Regions from separate parts of the Mus musculus genome. Here region 1 is linked to region 2. Evidence: chromatin loops called from intact Hi-C (ENCODE). Cell type or tissue: heart. All regions are shown on one strand. Links, peaks and the distances in the headings refer to the core of each region. The heading gives the core; the rest is flanking DNA.

Region 1 (10,657 bases), core at 2,097-7,096, 84 kb before region 2:
AAAGGGCAAGCATGTCAATGCATGCCTGTAATCCTAGCACTCAGGAAGCTAAAAGATAGCTACAATTTCAAGGTCAGCCTATTCCACAGAATAAGGTCCAGGCCAGCCAGGACTACACAGTTAGATAGTCTCAATTAACATAAGTAAATCCACTATGAACCATCACTGAACCATCATTTCCTTCTGTCTTTCTATGCTGTCTCGGCAGAACACCTCGTTCTGCAGTGCAACCTCTGTTAGACCACACCTTCAGTATCTTCTGCATTTTGCCTACATGCTCAAAGCCTAAGTCAGAATTCACATCCCAGTTTGGGCCCAGTCAAACTTTGACTATAGCTGCTGTGCCTAGCTTTTTACCCACTGCCCCTGCACCAATCTCCAAGGACAATCTTCAGTCTTTAAAAGGCCACCTTTGATAGACCAACCAATCCTAACACAAACACACACACACACACACACACACACACACACACACACACACACACCACATGCAATGGTCCCACTATAGTAACATATGTCTTACTCAGCGCTCCTCCACTGTGTTTCCCCTCTGCCCTACTTCTTTATTCTTCTATTACATCATGTGTGTTGGTAATTAGATTCTGAAGAGTGAAGTTCTAAGGAAGGTTAAGAGGCTGTTTGCATCCTTTAACGTGTAGCAAGGAAAGCAGCCCTGAGTAATGGCAGAGAGAAAAGAATGCATACCTCAGTGTATACTCCCTTTTCTTTCTATAGCACCAAGCTGCCTCTGTTTAACTATTTATTTCTATTTCTAACTATTTAACTTTGCATGAAAGCTTAGTCTTCAGGAAATGGCACTGTTTGAAAGGATTAAAAGGATCAAGAGGTGTGGCCTTGTTGAAGGAAGTAGTGGGAGGGGTTGAAGTTTCAAAAGCCTATGTCAAGCCGGAGTCAGTCTCTGTCTCCCCCACACCCCTGCGTCCCCATCCCCACCCCACCATCCTGGATCAGGATGTAGCTCTTAGCTACTTCCCTAGGGCCTGCCTGCAGGCTGCCCTGTTCCCCACTCTGATGGTAACTGAGTAAAATCCTTGTGAGATTACATCAGCCTGGCTGGGAGTATAACTCTGCCAGTAAAGTGCTGGTCTTGCATACATGAAGCCCTGAGTTTAAGTCCTAACACAACCAGGTTAGTGGCACTCATAGCCTAACCTTCAGAAAGTGGAGGCAGAAGGAGAGGAAATTCAAGGTCATTTTTAATTCCATGGCGTTTGGCTATATGGCTAGCTCAAGCCCAGCTTGGACTACCCCCCCAACTCTAACGCTATATCAAATACATACATACATACATACATACATACATACATACATACATGTGGCAAACCAAATAGAGACAGAAAAATAAATAAATAAAAAACAAACCTTAGAGCACTTCTGGTTTTGTTCTTGTTTTATTGAACCTAATAGTGGTTTTTGCGACAGTGACGCTTGCTCTAATTTTATCTCAACTTTGCAGGGGGACTGGTCCCAGGGTAGGCTTGGTTCATCTATTTCCTAGTCCATTAACCCATGGCTCTTGCTGCCTAGGCTGCTGTGTGGCCATTCTTTCAGATGGAACGTATACACAAGCTGCCTTCTCCTCCACATCGCTCTCGAAAAGAAAGCAAACAGCGCTTTGCCTTGCTGCAGAAGCCTCTCCGGGTAGACAGGCGGCCCTTTGTGGGTCCAACAGCATCCAGCAGGTATTTGTTAGTGGCCCATTACTTAGGACAGCGCACACTCTCCTCTGCCGACAAGCTCATCTTTCTGGGAGACTATTCCTTTCTTGTCTTAATGGATGCTGTCAGAGGCAGGATGTGGCTTTTGACTTCACAGACAAAAAAAAAGAAAGGAAAGAAAAGAAAAAAACGAATAATGGCTTCCCCTAAGGGTGGTGTGTTCTGCTGTCCCCATCAGCACTGGGATTTGATAAAGAGGAAGAGAGGAAGAATACGGAAAGTTTGAAACATTTGATAACTTTTGAGAGAAACGCAGATACGTAATTACAAGAGTTGCTTGCAATTTTTAATTAAAACTTGGGGCGGAAATGAACAGCCAGAAACAAGTGTCATTCATCATCCTAAACCGCCAACTAAGGTAAACACTGCCGCCACTCAGGGTTGGGAAGAACTGAGAGGAGAAAGGAGAGGAGTGATCGCTCTGGATATCAAGCAAATCAAATTACCCTGAAGGCCCTGCCAGACACCCGCATTAATCATTGGTTATCCCAGCTGCACACCTGTACAAAGGAGAACCTGGCTACCCAAAACAAACAAACAAAAAACCCCAAAGAAACCCAAAAAAAAAAAAAAAAACCCACACAGCTGGCAGAGCCGGCTAGCAGCAGGAGGGATGTGCAAGCAGGCAGCCCACCCTTGGACCAAGCCGGAAGTGTCAACCTCCGGGCCAGGTTTAACCAGAAGTAGCTGATTGGATTCCAGTCAGGGCTGGGCAATCCTCTTACTCTACAGCAGTTCTTTTGCTCTTTCCCAATCCCCCTCCCCTCCCTCCCCTCCCCTCCCCTCCCCCACTCTCCCTCCCCCTCCCCCTGCGGCTCCCTTTCTCTATGTCTGTGTATATGCACGCGTGTTTGTGTCTCCCCCACACCCCCTCCCCAGGAGTCCTGTGAATGGACAAAACAGCCTGGAAACCAGTTCCCCCGGAGAAAGGAGGCTTCCGGGTTAAACTCAGACGCTGTGACCCTGGTAAGGAGGCAGGTTGACCCTCCTTCCTCTCCTGTGTTTAAGGAGAGGGAACTGGGGTGACATGGGGACAGAGAGCCTCTGACTTTGTTTTCTTGTGTGGCCCAGGCTCTGTACACACACCCACAAGCTGTCCCGAGGACTGGGCACACACAGGAGGCTGGGAGCTATTTGTACTTGGTGAGCACTTTCAAGTGGGAGCCATCTGAGTGTGCGCCGTGTGGATGCCAAAGAGCATTTAGAGGGAACAAAATGATTTATTATTGGGGCCTCCACACACCCTCACTGAAAAAGGGAGAGAACTTCTCCCCCTAGCTCTTTATCATTAAAACCTTAAAGCAGCGGGGTCCATTTGGTCTCTTAAGCCAGCCTGGAAGGGAGTCACAGCTAATCAAGCAAGCCAGCTCCTCTCCACCAGCCGTCTCTGAGTACAACAATATGTAGAAGCTGGCACATAGACTGCAGGCCACTTTGATGTTAAGCAAGGGAGAGGACATGGGTGGGGTGGGGGGCTCCCAAACAATGCAAAAAAACTGTGTCTTAGTTTAACTCTCCCATGTCCTTCTTGCAGAACAAATCTGAGACCTATATAACTGGACTACCCTCCAGGGCATGTCAAATAACAAATAATTCCCATTTCACACACTTAGGCCCAAGAGCAGCACTTGCTTACAAGACAGAATGGCAGGTTTCCTCTTTTGAATCACTCACTTTGATTAAACAAGACACTGCTAATAAAAATTTTAAAAGAAGCAAAACAAAAACCACTGCTATCTTGTCACTGGGAGTGATGGTCTGAAAGGAACACTTGGGAGTCTGAGAAATAGCTCGTAAACAAGTGGTGGAGAGCAATTATTGGGGGAAGAGGGGCTAGCGAGATGGCTTAGCAGGTAAGAGCACTGACTGCTCTTCTAAAGGTCCTGAGTTCAAAGCCCAGCAACCACATGGTGGCTCACAACCACCGGTCATGAAACCTGACACCCTCTTCTGGTGTGTCTGAAGACAGCTACAGTGTACTTATGTATAGTAATAAATAAATCTTTGGACCTGAGCGAGCAGGGTCAACCGGAGCGAGCAGAAGTCCTAAAATTCAATTCCCAACAACCACATGAAGGCTCACAACCATCCGTACTCATATACATATAAATAAATAAATGAATAAATCTGTTTTTGTGTGTTTTTTTAAAAGAGCAATTATTGATCTTGCAGAGGGCCTGAGGTCAGTGTCCAACAGCTACAACCACCACTCACTGCACTTCCAGGGGATTCCCACGCCTTCTGACTTCCAAAGACTTGCACATGGTGCAGATCCAGACACACAAGCAAAACACCTATACACAAAGAAATAAACATTTTAAAAACTCCACATTCATTATTTCATTCTCTCCCCTGCAACTACCAGGTGAGGTCCTAGTTATTACCTCACCTTGAACTTGAAGGGACAGAAGTTAAGGGACAGTCTCTGCTCCACACATGGGTCTGAGGTCCCAGCTCTCTCTGTGGGATACAAAGTTTTGCTTGCTTCCATTTCCATGAACAAAGGTGGCAAAGCTCCCTTCCCTTGGGAATATGAAGCTCTATCTGAGGAAACACTCCAGACCCTTGCAAGTCATTCTTTGAAATGCTTTTAAACCTTTACTTCGCTGGACAAGGAGCTTTTCTGATGTATAGTCTATGTATGGTTTCAGGGTCTACAAATGAAGCAATGCAAGGGAAATGTCCAGAGGAACAGGCCCTGGATAGGGTAGGCAGGGGCTGCAATCCTCAGTCCTCCCAGGACCTAGAGGAGTGGAATCTGGCACCCCAAGACTCCTGTTATGATGTAAGGATGGGGGAAAGGTTCAGGAGCTGACCAACAACAAGGGGATCCAGGAACTCCAAAAGAACCCTAGCACACTCCCAGCTTCTTGGATTAGATACTCCATTCTCACAGATCACACCAAGGTGGCCCCTTCTTCATTAGACCCAAGTGTAAAGTCTTACAGGAGTGTCAGGGGACATGCCCCCTGTGAGCTGGAAGTGTAGCTTGAGGCTATCTTTAGATAAAGCCACCATGTAGAGGATCAATGTCCCTTGTGTGACCAATTAAATATATGAACTTAATATTATCACGTGCCTTATCTTGATCAGTTATTCAAACAGCCTCCTGTGAGCAGCATTATATCTGTAACACAGAACTGTTCAGCCACCTGGGCTAGCAAGATGGCTCCGCTGGGAAAAGTGCTTGCCAAACAAGCCCTGTAACCCCAGTTCAATCCCCAGGAATGGACATAAGAGTGGCAAGAGAGCCAGTTCTGCAAAGCTATCCTGCACGTGTTCACTGTGGCACACATGCCCATGCAAACAGATCACACACACACACACACACACACACACACACACACACACACACACACACGCAGACACAGTAATAATATGGTCTTGTTGTTGTTTTGTTTTCTAATTTTAAAAAGCCCAACGGCCTCCACAGTCACCACATCAACAATTTATGTAAGTAGGCTTTAGACCTCACAGAGGCCAAAGGTCTGTTTGTATATTTTATTTCATGTTGTTACTTATTTTCCTAACCAATTTACATAGAGCGGTTGCGAGCCACCTGACAGGGCGTGGGTGCTGGGGTCTGAGTGTCAGTCCTCATGAGGGGGCATCAAGTGCTCTTAACCACGTTGGCGAGCTCTCTAACCCCAGATCCAGCCTAGGAAGAATCGCACCCAAGGGCTGGAGAAACGGCTCGGCCATTAAAAGATAGACTCACAACCAAACAGACAAGAGTAGGTCTCAGAACATTATTTAAAGCCGGACAATTTTCAAGGAAGTTTTTCAACAGTTTACGATCTGTGGATGAGTGATTATAAATATTACTGGTAAGAAGCAATTTCACTCTCCATCTGGCTTCCTCTTTCTGTTTCTGTCTCTGTGCCTTCCTCCCCTCCTCACCCTTCATATTACTCCTATAGATATAGGAATGAGATTGGAAATCCAAGATATTAATTCAAATGTTATCTCTCTATTTAATATACCAAGTAGAAAGAGGGAAAGAGTAAGAAGAAAAGAGAAAAATAAATATATGTTACCCCCAAGAGTTTACTATTTAAAAAAAAAAAGAGTTTACTGTTTGGGGTCAGATCTGGAGGTGCTTGCCTATAAATCTAGTACTTAGAAGGTAAAGACTGGAGGATTAAGAATTCAAGGCCAGCCTCAAATATATATGAACTTTAAAGCCAACCCTGGGCCACACATATGACACAGTCTCAAAACAAAACAAAACAAAACAAACAAAAACAAGAACAAAATAAAACATAAAAAAAAAAGGTGCACGGGAAAAGAATGTACACTTTGGATCTGAAGCAAAACCATTTGTCTCACAGTGGAGTTACTGCTTTAGGCAAGATCCTTCAAGCCTGAGGACATCCTAAGTTAGAGTGGCCAGTGACCCCAGGACTGCTGTCATCAGCCTTCACAGAAAAAGACAGGAAGTTCTTCTTGTCTCAAATAGAGAAACAGGGATGGAGAGATGGCTCAGTGGTGAAGAACACTCACTGGCTGCCCTACCAGAGGACTCTCAAGTTCAATTCCAAGTACCCAGATGGCAGCTCAAAACTGTCTGTAATTATAGTTCCTGCTGATCTGACACCCTCTCCTATCATCTGAGGACAGGAAGCGTCCCTGTAGTACACAGACATACGTGTAGGTACAACACATAAAATCAACAATTTTTAAGAATTCAGACAGAGAAAGGAGCAAACATTTACCATTTACGACAGGAACAGTTTAACAAGAGTCACAGTTTATACATTCCCTGAAGAACCAAAGCGTCTATAGAGTCTGCTGACACTCATTCCTCCCTCAGGAAAGATGAGCTTACACTATCTACACATAGGAGTATCACTGGCCTCCCTCAGGAAAGATGAGAGTACACTATCTAGACATGGCCTCCACAGATGTCCCTTTCATCTTGGAGTAGAGCATCAACTCCTGGATGCCCTTCGTTCTAATGACCTGGTTAGAAGCATTAGTTCCCTTGTAAACTCCACAAAGGAAACATGGCAGTGTTTACCACATAAGAGCCCAATGCCAAGCTTGTTGTGATGTCATATGTTCTTAATATACTCAAAAGATAGAGACAGAGGCAGGAGGATCTCTGTGAGCTAGAGACCATCCTGGTCTATGTATTTTCACACAGTCTACCACATAGACACATCTCCAGCTTCACCTCCCCTGACGCACAACCCCCCCCCCCTTTTGGCATTTTACAATGATTCCATGGGCACCTAGCTGTACACATCAGAAGAGGGTGTCAGATCTCATTACGGGTGGTTGTGAGCCACCGTGTAGTTGCTCGTATTTGAACTCGGGACCTCTGGAAGAGCAGTCAGTGCTCTTAACTGCTGAGCCATCTCGCTGGCCCGTCCTGATTTCTTCAACACAAGCTCTGATGTGCTGTTTTATCTTCCCATGTTGGCATCTGTTATGTCAACAACCATTTCTCCAATACGCAGGTTTCTTAACTCCCTGTGCCAGAGTCTTGACCCCCCACCACAGAGGAACAGCAAGGAAAATTCAAGAGAAAACGTATATAAATATTTGTATAGCCTGACTGATCAACCAGAGCCTTCCCTTGCTAGTTTTGCCTAAAGCCTGCTAGATAGATAATGTTGAGTAAGAAGGCAATATATTGCTGATAAGCCAAAGAATCCATGAGAGGAAAGAACTGGGTTCAAAGTTACAAGCTTTTCCTGGAAATGGGCTGGTAGGCAGAAGTCAAATATTTCAGTAAGAGAAGAACTGAGCTAAACTCTAAACTACTAAGCCTGCAGCTCTTAGGCAAGTGTAAACTCATAAATGTATGCCTCTGCCTGCCTGCCTGCCTGCCTGCCTACTTGCTTTCTCCCTTCCTTCCCACCTTTTTTTATTTTAGTGAGGTCCAATGTATCCCACCTGATCCCCTAAACTCACTGTGTAGCAAAGGGTGACCTTGAACTTCTGACCCACCTGCCCCTGTCTCCAGAGTGGGATGACTGTGTGCCTCTCCACTTGGCTTTTGATGTGCTGGAGCTCGGGTTTTCCTGGATGCTAGATGTGAATTAAGTGCAATGAGCTACATCCTTAATCCTGAATTCAGCAAGTTTGCCCTACATACATTTATTTTTCTCAGCCAAGGATTGAACCCGGGTCTCATACACGCTAGGCACCACTCTACCACTGGACTGTCTCTCCAGGACCTGCTTTTATTTGCTTTGATTTTGTTGTTTTATGACACTAGAATCTTTTTTTTTTCTCAATTTTTTATTAGATATTTTCTTTATTTACATTTCAAATGCTATCCCGAAAGTCCACTATACCCTCCCTCCGCCCGGCTCCCCTACCCTCCCATTCCCACTTCTTGGCCCTGGCGTTCCCCTTGGTACTGGTTAGTTCATATTGTTGTTCCACCTATCGGGTTGTAGACCCCCTTCAGCTCCTTGGGTACTTTCTCTAGCTCCTCCATTGGGGGCCCCGTGTTCCATCCAATAGATGACTGTGAGCATCAACTTCTATATTTGCCAGGCATTGCATAGCCTCACAAGAGACAGCTATATCAGGGTCCTTTCAGCAAAATCTTGCTGGCATATGCAATAGTGTCTGCGTTTGGTGGCTGATTATGGGATGGATCCCTGGGTGGGGCAGTCTCTGGATGGTCCATCCTTTCGTCTCAGCTCCAAACTTTGTCTCTGTAACTCCTTCCATGGGTATTTTGTTCACTATTCTAAGGAGGAATGAACTATCCATGCATTGGCCTTCCTTCTTGATTTTCTTGTGTTTTGTAAGTTGTATCTTGGGTATTCTAAGTTTCTGGGCTAATATTCACTTATCAGTGAGTACGTATGAAGTGACTTCTTTTGTGATTGGGTTACCTCACTCAGGATGATATCGTCCAGATCCACCCATTTGCCTAAGAAGAGACCAGAATCTTGCGATGTGTCTCTGGATACCTGATCTTGAATCTACTACGTGGTAGACTCACTCTGTCTGTGATCCTCCTGCCTCAGCACCCAGAGGGCCTGAATTACAGGCTATATCACCACCATTCCCAGTTTTGCTTTTTTTTTTTAATTCTACACATTAAAATTAAATTGATACCATTTGTGAGAGCATTTGAACGATCCGCACACATGCTAGTGAATAATTGGCTTCATGGTGGATATGGTTCTGTAAGGATCAACGGCTAAATAAACTCACATAGCCATGGTTTGGGGCTAGGAGTCTAACTGGACTCCAATACAGCAGGCTAGGAATTGAGAGGAAGTCACACAGAAGTTCTACACCACCAGGCTATAAAAATAATGTTAAGAGTCAGGAAGAGGCAGATGGAAGCCAGGCGCCCACGTGGGCTCCCACACCGGGGCTCCTGCACAGGCCGCATGGGCTCCCACCATTGGCCTGATGCTAAAGCTTTTCTGTCTTAATCCTTTTACAACAAAAGCATAAACTGAAGCATCCTAAGGGTCACTGATTGATTAGTTATTTGTCTGAGGTTAGTCTCCCTGGCCTACCAGGAACATGACTTTCAAATGCCCGATCATCCTGGGATTGGCTTCTTCACTCTCTAACCCTTTCCTGACTATACCCCCCAAGCTCCTGCCCCGTTCATTAGAACAGTTATTCATTTTCAGGAAATGGAGAGTTGCCCCAAAACTAGAATATAAAATAAATCCAATCAGGATCTTTAAATTAAATGGTTGTCATTTTTTTCCCTCTGGAACAGCATTAACAGTAGAAACCAGGAAAGAAAGTGGTGAATCACTCATGGAACACACAGCCTTTAAAACCGGAAGCTTGGGTGAGGCGCTGTGACTCACACCTGTAATTCCAGCGCTCAGGAAGTGGAGACTTGAGAACTGATATGACTGTGAGATCAGCGTGGGGGAGAGAAAAGTGAGGGCCCAACTCAAAAATAAAGCAAACGAAATGTGACGTCCAACCTGACAGGCTGGATGTGATGGGAGGGGAGAACCAGCTGCTGCAAGCTGTTCTCTGACAATGTTCACACTCGCACTGTGGCATGCATGCACACTGGCATGTACACACACACATGAGCATGCCCACACACACATAAATATGTAACTTTTTTAAAAACGTAAAAGTAGAGAGAAAGGATTTAAATGACCAAGAATAACAAATGCCTATCAGGTTCTCCTTCTCTTATCAGATCTCCTTTCTCATCCATCAAGACCCTCCTCATCAAACCAAATATGGAAGCTGTGATGGATTTAATAAGAATACACACACACACACACACACACACACACACACCATAGGCGCATACATTCGAATGCTTGATTCCTGGTTGATAGAACTGTTTTGGAAAGAACTAAGAGGGAGGTGTGGCCTTGTTGGAAGAGGTGTGTAACTGAGAGTGGGCTTTGAGGTTACAAAAGCCCAAGCCAGGCCTACTCATAATCTCTCTGACTCCAACTTGTCAAGAAGATGTAAGCTCTCAACTAATGCTCCAGCCCCATGCCTGCCAGCCGGTTGCCATGCTCCCAGCTATGAGGACCATGGACTGAACTCTACCACTATAAGAAAGCCCCCAGCTAAATACTTTCCTATTTAAGTTGTCTTTATCACGTTGTCTCTTCGCACAATATAACTAAGACTGTGGGAAAAACCTGTGAGGTAGAGCATGAAGAGTCAGGAGTTCAAGGTTATCATAAGGTGATAGCAAATACTCAACAATCTCAAAGGAAGGAAGGAAGGAAGGAAGGAAGGAAGGAAGGAAGGAAGGAAGGAAGGAACTTACTCACTTCTTAAGGCCAAATTTAAACTCTACATCTTCTAAAGAGTTTGTCCTAGTTTTTATCACCACCATTACCATAGCCATCATTTTTGCTCTCACACCACAATTTATTTTCAGGAATTGAGATTTGAGATTTTCATCTCCTCTATCACATAAGGACTACTTAAAGATCAGAGTC
Region 2 (10,657 bases), core at 3,343-8,342:
GGTTCATTTCAGTTTACAACGGTTAAATCACACTTCATCGAAGCCGGGCGAGGTGCCACACGCCTTTAATCCCAGCGCTCAGAAGGCAGAGGCAGGCAGATTTCTGAGTTCGAGTTCAAGGCCAGCCTGGTCACAGAGTGAGTTCCAGGACAGCCAGGGCTATACAGAGAAAAACCAAAAAACCAAACCAAACCAAAACAAAAAAAAAAAACAAAAACAAAAACAAATCACACTTCATCACTGAAAGAAGTCCGCAAGGCAGGGTTGAGCATAGTGGTGGAGGCCTTTGATGGCAGTACTCTGGAGGCAGAGGCAGGAGGATCTTGGTGAGTTCCAGGCCAGCCTAGTCTACAGAGCTAGTCCAGGACAGCCAGGGCTATTACACAGAGACATCCTGTCTCAAACAAACTAACAAACAAAACAAAACAGAGTTCAAGACAGGAACCTGGAAGCAAGAACTGGAGGAGGCAGAGGCCATGGAGGAGTGCTGCTCCCTGACTTGCTCTGCTCCCGGTGGTTAGCTCAGCCCGCTTACTTTCCCGTTCACTAACAATCAATCACCTCACAGACTTGCCTACAGGACAATGTGGTAGGATCCCTCTTTCCCAATGACTCTCTAGCTGTGTCAAGTTGATAAGCACTAACCGGGACACACACTTAGACACACACACCAAGAACAAACTACAAAAATAAAATTGGTGGGATTAAAAAGGTACTGACAGCCGGGCTTGGTGGCGCACGCCTTTAATCCCAGCACTCAGGAGGCAGAGGCAGGTGGATTTCTGAGTTCGAGGCCAGCCTGGTCTACAAAGGGAGTTCCAGGACAGCCAGGGCTATACAGAGAAACCCTGTCTTGAAAAACCAAAAAAAAAAAAGGCACTGACAGAGGTAACAGCATCACTTCAGGTCATCTGTTAGGCCTAGGATAGTCTTCTGAGAGTGGCAATCACCTCGTGGATCATTTTACAACTCACCCCACCCCATTTTGATGTAGGGGATTAAACCCAGATTTTACCCAAATTAAGCACAGGCTCCACTCGTGGCCCATCACACATCATTTTGATGAATTAGGCCGTAATACCCATTTCGAAGGTTAATGTGTATGAAGGTTGATGGGGTAACTGGAAACTAATTATGAGGAGACCATCAAAAAAGTTTATACTACAGTGGTTTTCGTTTTGGTGGGGTGTGGGGGGGTCATACCTGTAATGAGACACAAAGGCAGGAGAACGTCCAGAAGTTCAAGGCCAGTCTGAGCTACCTAGGGAGGCTGTCTCAAAATAAAATAAGATAGAGGCTGGATGTGGATCTCAGCCAGGAGGTACGTGCCTGCCTTGCCTATGAATGTCTATCCATCTGGCTTTGCTCTCCATACCACATAAGCCAGGACCCAGGTGCGGTGTTGAGTCCAGAACTTGGGGGCATAGAGGAGAGCAAATGAGCAGAATGATACAATGTTTTAAACAAACCGAAACACTTTATTTAGGAAAAGAAAGACAACTTATTTATTTGGGGGGAGGGAGCAGGGTTGTGTTGGCTCGTTGGCTCTTTTTTGTTTGTTTGTTTGTTTGTTTTGTTTTTTGAGACAAGGTTTCTCTGTGCAGCCCTGGCTGTCCTGGAACTCACTGTAGACCAGGCTGGCCTCGAACTCAGAAATCTGTCTGCCTCTGCCTCCCAAATGTTGGAAGGCGTGAGCCACCACGCCCGGCTTTTGTTTGAGTGAGAGAGTACACAAGGCAGAACAACCACCGTCACCAACACTGATTCTGAAGCAGTCAACTGGATGGCTTTTTTTTTTTTTTTTTGAGACAGTGTCTCACTATGTAGCCCTGTCTAGAACTTGCTATGTAGGCCAGGCTGCTGGACTGTAGCCTACTCAGTAAGAGGGAGCTAAGTACCGGAAGAGGCTGGGAGACCTAAGATAGAAACCCGGGAGAAGAAGGTAATACGTAGAGGAACATCCTTGTTCCGCCACAGAGAGTGAGTCCACCTTTATGTTGAACATCGACCGCTTACTAAGGCAGTTAAATGACTTCAAATCAAGTCAGTAATGGCTAAGAGGCCAAGTGTGGGAGCGTGGTCTGTAGAGGATGCTACAGGAGGACAGACTACCTCCTTCAGCTTTCGAGCTCATGTCACAGGGGAAGTAGATGAGGAACAGGTTCCCATGGCCATTTTTGGAAAAGCAACTCAAGATCGAACCCTTTGGGCCACTTGCCAGTTTCATTTTATAAATGAAAGCTAAATTTGTAAAGTGGCCGCCTTAGTTTCGAAGGGCTGCCACCAATGGAGTGCTACTAATTGTAGCTGGAAGCCTTAGCCCTAGAGTTGTGTCCTGAAGCCTCTCTTCTTGCCATAGAGACACTGCTTTCTCCCCTTTTTCTTGTGTGGTCTTCCTTCTCTGTGTGTGTCTGTGTCCCACACAGCAGGGGAGGGTATGGGGGACTTTTGGAATAGCATTTGAAATGTAAATGAAGAAAATACCTAATTAAAAAAAAAAAAAAAGCCAGGCGTGGTGGCACATGCCTTTAATCCCAGCACTCAGGAGGCAGAGGCAGGCAGATTTCTTAGTTCGAGGCCAGCGTGGTCTACAGAGTGAGTTCCAGGACAGTGTGGGCTATACAGAGAAATTCTGTCTCGAAAAAACAAAAACAAAACAAAACAAAACAAAAAAAAGGTGCACCTTTTCTGGGTTTTGTTTGTTTGTTTTTTACTTTGGGCTTTTTTTCTTAGTTTTTCTCTAAAGTGCCCTCACTTCCCACCATGTGGCTGACTTCTCCCGGTGGCTGCTGAGCTTGCTTGCTACAGACGGCTTGCCTGTCCCAGAGTTCTTCTTTCAAACTTGAAGAAGTTTGTCCTCTCCCTTCCACTCGCATCCATTCTCAAATCCTGTCATTACTGAGACTAGGAACTCTCCAAATCCCCCCAACTCCCCCTGTATCATTAAGACGGGCATATTGGAATAGGGCCTAAGTCTAGTGACTTCATGTTGTTGTAATTATTATTATCCTGGAACTCATTATAAACATCAAGATAGCCTTGAACGCAGATGGGCTTCTGCCCCATCTTCTGAGACTAAAGGTGTGTACCATCGCAACAGGGTAATGGCTTCCATTTTATTAATGGCCTCATTAAAGACCTCAGCTCTGGACTGTTGAATTGGCTGAACCAGTAAATGCACTTGCCACTAAAACTGACAATCTGAGCTCCACTGTCTATTTTTAATTAATTAATTAATTAATATTTATTTATTTATTTTTTGAGACAGGGTTTCTCTGTATAGCCCTGGCTGTCCTGGAACTCACTCTGTAGACCAGGCTGGTCTCGAAATCTGCCTGCCTCTGCCTCCCGAGTGCTGGGATTAAAGGCGTGTGGCACCTCCATATGACAATGTATGAATTCTTCAGGATCTAAAAATGTAGTCTGTTGGCTATAGCTGTATTTCAGTGGCAGAGAGCTTGCCTTGTAACACACACACACACACACACACACACACACACACACACACGGAACCAGGGGAGCAAACTCAAAAAGGCAGAAGACAAGCATCATTTGTAAGATGGATATAAGATCTATATATATATACTTTCTATTTCAAAATGTCTTAGCCTAGAGATGATATTCATGCACCTTGGTTCATGACCTTGGGTTCCATCTCCTATTTTCTTATCACCTTTGGCCATTTCATAAAAGAAGATTTGGCTGTGTGCTGGTCATGGTGGTACACAAGTTTATTTTTTGGTTTTTCAAGACAGGGTTTCTCTGTATAGCCCTGGCTGTCCTGAAACTCACTTTGTAGACCAGGCTGGCCTCGAACTCAGAAATCCGCCTGCCTCAGCCTCCCAAGTGCTGGGATTAAAGGTGTGAGCCACCACACCCGGCTGGTACACACCTTTAATGCCAGTGCTCACTGTGTGAAGGTGAGACAGAGAGGGAGGGAGGGAGGGAGGGAGGGAGAGAGAGAGAGAGGCTTTAGCTAGAAAGCAAAATGGAGAGCTTTTAAGAGCCATTTGTCAGTTTCACTTCCTCAATAATAGCAAGTCCCTGGTGGTCATACTCATTTGAAAGATCACCCCAGGTGCAGAGAAGCACTAGTGAATAAAATGGCAATTGGCACAATGCCACCTGTCCATCCATTCATTTATTTTTATTAAAAAATTTAAGCACTTTTTGGGAAAATATTTATTTTATGTGTGTATTTTGTCTGGATGTATGTGTAGTGTGTGCCTGATGCCTGCTGGTGTCGGAAAGAAGGGAGTGTCAGATTCTCTGGAAGTGGAGTTATAAATGCCTGTGTGCTATAATATGGGTACTGGGAACTGAATCTATGCCTTCTGGAAGAGTATCCAGTGCTCTTAACTGCTGGGCCATTGCTCCAGCAGCCTCTCATGTCCCATTAAAGAACAACAAAACAAAACAACCCAAACCCAGGTTCTTGTACGTGGTATATATAATGATGCATATCATATGGGTACTTGCAATTGTGTGTGTGTGTACCTGTGTGTGTGTGTGTGTGTGTGTATTTCAGTGCAGTTGGTTCTCTCTCACCACTTTTCAGTGGGTTCTGGGGATTGAACCCACAGTTGAAGTTGTCAGGCTTGTGTGGCCAGAGCTGAGTCACCTTCCTGGCTTTGTTGTGTGTTTGGGGGACATGACTTTATGTGGTACAGATCTGACTTGCACTGTGTAGTGGAGGATGGCCAGGATTTCTGATCCTCCTGCCTCCACAGGCAGAGTGATGGGACTATAAGATTATGCCATCCAGTTGAGCTGGCCTCTCCATTTATTTACTAAGTGCTTATCATCTCTGATAGTCTGTGGGAATGGGTTGAGGGGGCAGGGTTGCTCCAAGTAGCCCTGCCTGGCCTGGTACTCACTACGGAAGCAAAGGCTGGCTCCAAAATCATGGAGATCTGTCTGCTTCTGCCTTTCAAGATATGTACCACTCCACCTGGCTTTTCCCAGAATATAGAGAAGGGTGACAAAACCCATAGAACTGGAGTTACACACAGTGTGAGCAAATATGTGGGTGCAAGGAATCGAACTCAGGTCCTCTGGAAGAACAGCATGTGCTCCTAATTACTGAGCCATCTCTCCAGCCCTGCTAACTTAATCTTTTTTTTTGTTGTTGTTGTTGGTTTTGTTTTGTTTTGTTTTTGAGACAGGGTTTCTCTGTGTAGCCAGGCTGTCCTGGAACTCACTTTGTAGAATAGGCTGGCCTCAAACTCAGAAATTTGCCTGCCTCTGCCTCCCAAGTGCTGGGCTTAAAGGCATGAACCACTACTGCCTGGCTCTGCTAACTTAATCTTAAACACATGAATTTTCTTTTCAGTGCTGTGGACTGGACCCAGAGCCTTTAGCATATAAGCACCATGCCACTAAGCTACATTCTTAGTCCAAGTTTTATTTGTTTGTTTGTTTGTTTGAGATAGAGTTTCTCTGTGTAATAGCCCTGGCTGTCCTGGAACTGGATCTGTAGCCTAGGCTGTCCTTGAATTCAGATACTGGGATTAAATGCATGTGCTACCACCAACCAGCTTTTCCAAATAATAAAAACAAAATCTTTTTATTTTCAGGAGTGCCAGACCACTGTTATTGTATTAATTAACCTCACTTCTTTGGGTATTTTTTGTTTGTTTTTGAGACAGGGTCTAACTTTGTAGTTCAGGCTGTCCTGAAACTCACTATGTAGACCAAGCTGGCCTCAAAAGAACAGAGGTCATCCTGCCTCTGCCTCAGGAGGGCTTAAAGGCATGTGACATTATACTTAGCTAGGACCTCTTTTTTTTTTTTTTTTTTTTTTTTTTTTTTTTTGAGACAAGGTCTCATTATGTAATTCTGGGTGGCCCGGAAATCACAGAGACCTAGCTCCTTTCCTCTGCCTCCAAAATACTAAGAATAAAAAACGTGTCATACCACTACAAATTGTTGGGCCCCTTTTTTGCAATCTGTTGAGATGGGTACTTCCTACTGGCCAACCCTTTGTTGAGAGCAGGGTGGTTCCTTTCCACATTCAAATAGTTTCCCTACTTCCTCATTCTCCTCCAACCCCATTGTCACCCAGAGAGACCCTGGTGTGCTCCTCAGGCGGTCGATCCTGGAGCCCCACCCAGAGGGCCCCTCTTTGTTACTCAACATTTCTTTCACCTTGGCCTTGAGAAATTCATGGTGTGTTCTATGCCTTGGAGGAACAGATCTGCTGTGATTTTACATCCCTAGTAAACATCCAACTTCTTTTTATTCAAGGAATCGTTGACAATGGAAACACAAAGAAGTTGTAAATGAATAATCTATGGAGTTTAGACACAGAGTGACCACCAAGGTTGGAGTCTTCTTCATTCTACTGTGTGCCCATCCACTTATAGAAGGGAGATGGTTTTGGAAGATGGACTGTAAACTTTATAAATGTCACAGATTTGGCAAGAGACAGTTTTTGCTCTCCCTGATCAGTGTAGGGAATTCATAGAATCAGTCGACATTATGGTTGAGGGACTGGGTCTGGATGGAGATGGTTCAGTAGTTAAGAAGCTGACTGGTCTTCCTGAAGACTGGGGATTTCATCCCCAGCATCTACACTGGGCTTCCCAATAGTCTCTAACCCCAGGACTGGAAGATCCAACACCCTCTTCCCCTGCCTAAGGGTACCAGGAGATGCAATGGACAGGTGATATACACTGATGTACATTCAGGCAAACAGTCACTCCATAAAATAAAAAGAAATACAATCTAAAAACAAGCAAGCAAGCAAGCAAACAAACAAAAGAGCAGCCTTATATTCTAAAAGAGTAATCCCAAATGAACTGCCTTAATCTGGTGTGCCCTGACTCCCAAGGGTCTGATTGCTGGAAGGTTCTGATAGAGAAGAAATAATTACTTGGGTGATGGACAGTGATTGCTGGTGCATTTTCTATCTAGCCAGAATACTTTTGTTTCTTTCCCTCACCCTTTAGGAAGCATTTTGTGTAGCGCAGGCTGGCCTCAAGTCACTAAGTAACTGAGGAAAACTTTGAAGGCTTCATCTTCCTGCCTCTTCCTTCCCAGGGATAGGACTATGGACAGGCCCACGTCATTACACCCTGCTTTCCCTCCCTCTGGATAACTAAGTGGGTTCAGTCCATCTCTTGGTTGGGAGAGGCGTTTCTTTGGGGTTATCTTTTCTGGCTGCTGGGAGATAGAAGTACTGAGGTGACAGAAAGAAAAACGGGAATGCTCCACTTCTGCTTCAGGGACTGCCCTCACCTTTTCCAGTAAACACTTTCATCTGCATTTTCTTCTTCTTTTCGTTTTTTATTCGAGACAGGGTTTCTCTGTGTAGCCCTGGCTGTCCTGGAACTCACTCTGTAGACCAGGCTGGCCTCAAACTCTGAAATCCGCCTGCCTCTGCCTCCCGAGTGCTGGGATTATAGGCGTGCGCCACCACTGCCTGACTCATCCTCATTAAAAAAAAAAAAAAAAAAAAGTATGCTGTCGCTTCAGACACACCAGAAGAGGGCATTTGATCCTGTTACAAATGGTTATGAGCCACCATGAGGTTGCTGGAAATTGAACTCAGGATCTTGGGACAAGCAGTCAGTGCTCTTAGGGTCTGAGCCATCTCTCCGGTCCCGAATGTCCATTTTTAACTTGCAACCCAAGGTGAACCCAGATACAACTTCTTTGCCCTCTTTCCCTGGCTACTGAGAACTGTGAAATATATATATATATGCCTTAGCTACCTCATCATGATCCCCCAAGGATGATTCGCTGGTGGCTGAGAAGTTCCTTGCTGTGTGTTTATGGAAGTAACATGAGTTTGAGAAACTGCACATTTTCCCTCTTGGCTGCCTCTCCCGGGTTCCTGAATGAGGACCAACTCTTTTCAGCAACACTGGATACAATCTAGTTAGAATAGCAATGTTTTTTGTTTGTTTGTTTTAAAATTTTAATTCCTTTTTATTACTCCTTGCTGTGGTCAATGGGCTATTAGCAGAGATCAGTTCTCTCCTTCCACCATGTGGGGGTCCAAAGATTGAAACCAGGGCATCAGGTTTGTACCTTTACCCACTGGGGCACTTGCTGGCCCTGAGAGTTTAAAGATCTTCTGTCTAAAGATAGGGCCATATGTAAATGAGTTAAATACCTAATAAAAAATGGAAAAAAAAAAAAAAAAAAAGATAGGGCCTTTCAGTGACTTTTACCAGTGAGGTTTACAGAAAACAGATTTTAAAACGTCATTGGGTTTGTGCTGTGATATCTTACTGAAGCTTGACAAGTAAGACTGTAAATTCAAGGGCTGACAAAAAGAGCTGCCTCATTGCCTTGACATCACCACGGACTCCATATTTAAGATGGCTGTTTACTTCTGGGGTTACCTCCTGGTGTGTTTTAAAATACTCTTGCAAATCTCAGTCAGCTTGAAATAGCTGCTCTACCCTTTTTCAACAGAGGCTCCCACCTTCTGAGTACACTGGCTCATAGGTATTTATAAACCTGATGTCAGTCAAAGATGACTTTTTTTTATATCCCTCCTCCTCATTCTCTTCCTCCACACGTGAAGATAGACCTACATAAAATGAGAAACTGCATAAGGTACCCAGTCACCTACGTACGTTCAGCAATCCTTTAAGATCGCATACATTCTTTCTTTGGAACTTTTTCTCCTTTGAGACAGGGTCTCACATACTCTGGCACTTGATATATAGACCAAGATAACCTTGAACTTCTCATCCCCTTGCTACCACCATACCCTACTACACCGTCAGTTTTTCTCTTAGAGTTTAAAAATACTTAATCAGCTTATATTATTGTTATTTTTTCCCCCACTTTTTTCTTATGTCTGCTTGGTTTTGTGTCTTTTTTTTTTTTTTTTTTTTTTTTTTGAGACAGGGTTTCTCTTTATAGCCCGAACTCAGAAATCCGCCTGCCTCTCTCTCTCAAGTGCTGGCATTAAAGACATGCGCCACCATGCCCGGCTTGGTTTTGTGTTTTTCATTGTTGCTGTTGTTTGTTTTTTGTTTTTCAAGATAGGATTGCTCTGTATGCCTCTGGCTGTCTCTAGAACTTAGTATGTAGACTAGGCTGGCTTTGAACTCAACAGAGATCCACTTGCCTCTATCTCCCAAGTGCTGGGATTGCACCATGACTATATTATTGTTAGTTTTGAGATCTAGGAGGCCCTTTTGTTAGGAAGTGGTGGAGGTTGTCTTTGAACTCCTAATTTTATTCTCTTCATCTTCCCTGAGCCATATTTCCTTGAGATTGGGTCTCCCACCAGTATGCCTATCTCATCTCTGGCCCCCACCTCCAAAGCTGGAGTTATGTATGGCACACCCTGCAATTCCTGGCTTTTTCTGTGGGATGGACATGGGAAACTCAGCTTAGGTCCTAGAGGTTTCACAGTAAGTGTTCTTGCCCACTGGGCCATCTACCCAGCCCCAGATTTTTTTGTAAAATCTAAGAATCTTTTTCTTTATTTTTTGGCTCTCCACAACTATGTAAAAGACCTGGATCACTGAGCTCACAGACATCCCCCTGCCTCTTCTTCCTGAGTGTTGGCAACAAAGGTATTCATTACTACTGCATGCTCTAAGAACACTTTTCTTTCCAGCTACACCTAGTATTATTTTATGGAATAATGTTTATTAGATCACAGTTTGGAGAACATAGAGTGTTGATCTGTACAAAGTTGGTGGAATAGGATGCACAACTTTTTTTTTTTGGGTTTTTGGAGACAGGGTTTCTCTGTATAGCCCTGGCTATCCTGGAACTCACTTTGTAGACCAGGCTGGCCTCAAACTCAGAAATCCGCCTGCCTCTGCCTCCCAAGTACTGGGATTAAAGATGTGCGCCACCATGCCCGACGAGGATGCAGGACTTGAAAAAAAAAATCTAGGCGACAGTGGTGGTGGTTATCCTCGTATATTTCCAGTACTCGGGGGCCAGAGGCAAGCAGATTTCGCGAGTTCAAGGCCAGCCTGGTCTGCAAAGCAAGTTCCAGGACAGCCATGGCTACACAAAGAAACTGTCTCAAAAAAAAACCCAACTGAATAAAACAACATAACCCCACCCCCGCAAAACAAACAACCAACCCAAAACAGGAAACACACTTTAATACTTCATTTTCATATTGAAGTGGTGAAATTGATAAAGCTTATTTTGATCCACGTTATTTTATGTGTTAGTTAAGGTTATTATACCCCCCCCCCCACATATATATATATATATATATATATATGTATGTGTGTGTGTATATATATATATAAAATCTGCCTGCTTCTGCCTCTTGAGAGCTGAGATTAAAACTGTTCACCACTGTGTCCTTCCTTAAGGTCCAAGTGTTTTAACAAGTATACAAAGATATTCATATGAAAAGTTAGGCCTAGCTGGGCTTGGTGGCCCATGCCTTTAATCCCAGCACTCGGGAGGCAGAGGCAGGTGGATTTCTGAGTTCAAGGCCAGCCTGGTCTGCAAAGTGAGTTCCAGGACAGCCAGAGGTATACAGAGAAACCCTGTCTCACAAAAAAAGAAAGAAAGAAAGAAAGAAAGAAAGAAAGAAAGAAAGAAAGAAAGAAAGAAAAGTTAGGCCTTTAGTCCCAGCACAAAGGCAGGTGGAACTCTGTGAATTCAAGGCCAGCCTTGTCTACATAGCAAATTCCAGGCCAGCCCAGGTTACACAATG

What was found. A loop is a pair of places that touch in the nucleus more often than their neighbours do. Peaks named below come from ENCODE experiments on the same cell type or tissue, not always from the same donor. Only the 100,000 strongest peaks of a DNase experiment are listed, where the experiment ranks them.
Region 1: a loop joins it to region 2, with 2.6 times the contacts of the local background. A loop is called at or near these places in 4 of 42 quality-filtered maps.

What each region holds. Positions count from the first base shown.
Region 1 is chr13:44,633,009-44,643,665 of GRCm38, forward strand. Gm40931 (a long non-coding RNA gene) reads right to left here and starts at 4,001. Exons shown (of 3, transcript XR_873343.1): 1 at 3,954-4,001. In heart, for the core only: no CTCF peak of the experiment used is centred there; no DNase peak of the experiment used is centred there; H3K4me3 peaks cover 823 bases; H3K27ac peaks cover 1,108 bases.
Region 2 is chr13:44,716,261-44,726,917 of GRCm38, forward strand. No RefSeq gene overlaps it. Among named protein-coding and RNA genes, the nearest start is that of Jarid2, 9.7 kb to the right of the region's middle. In heart, for the core only: no CTCF peak of the experiment used is centred there; no DNase peak of the experiment used is centred there.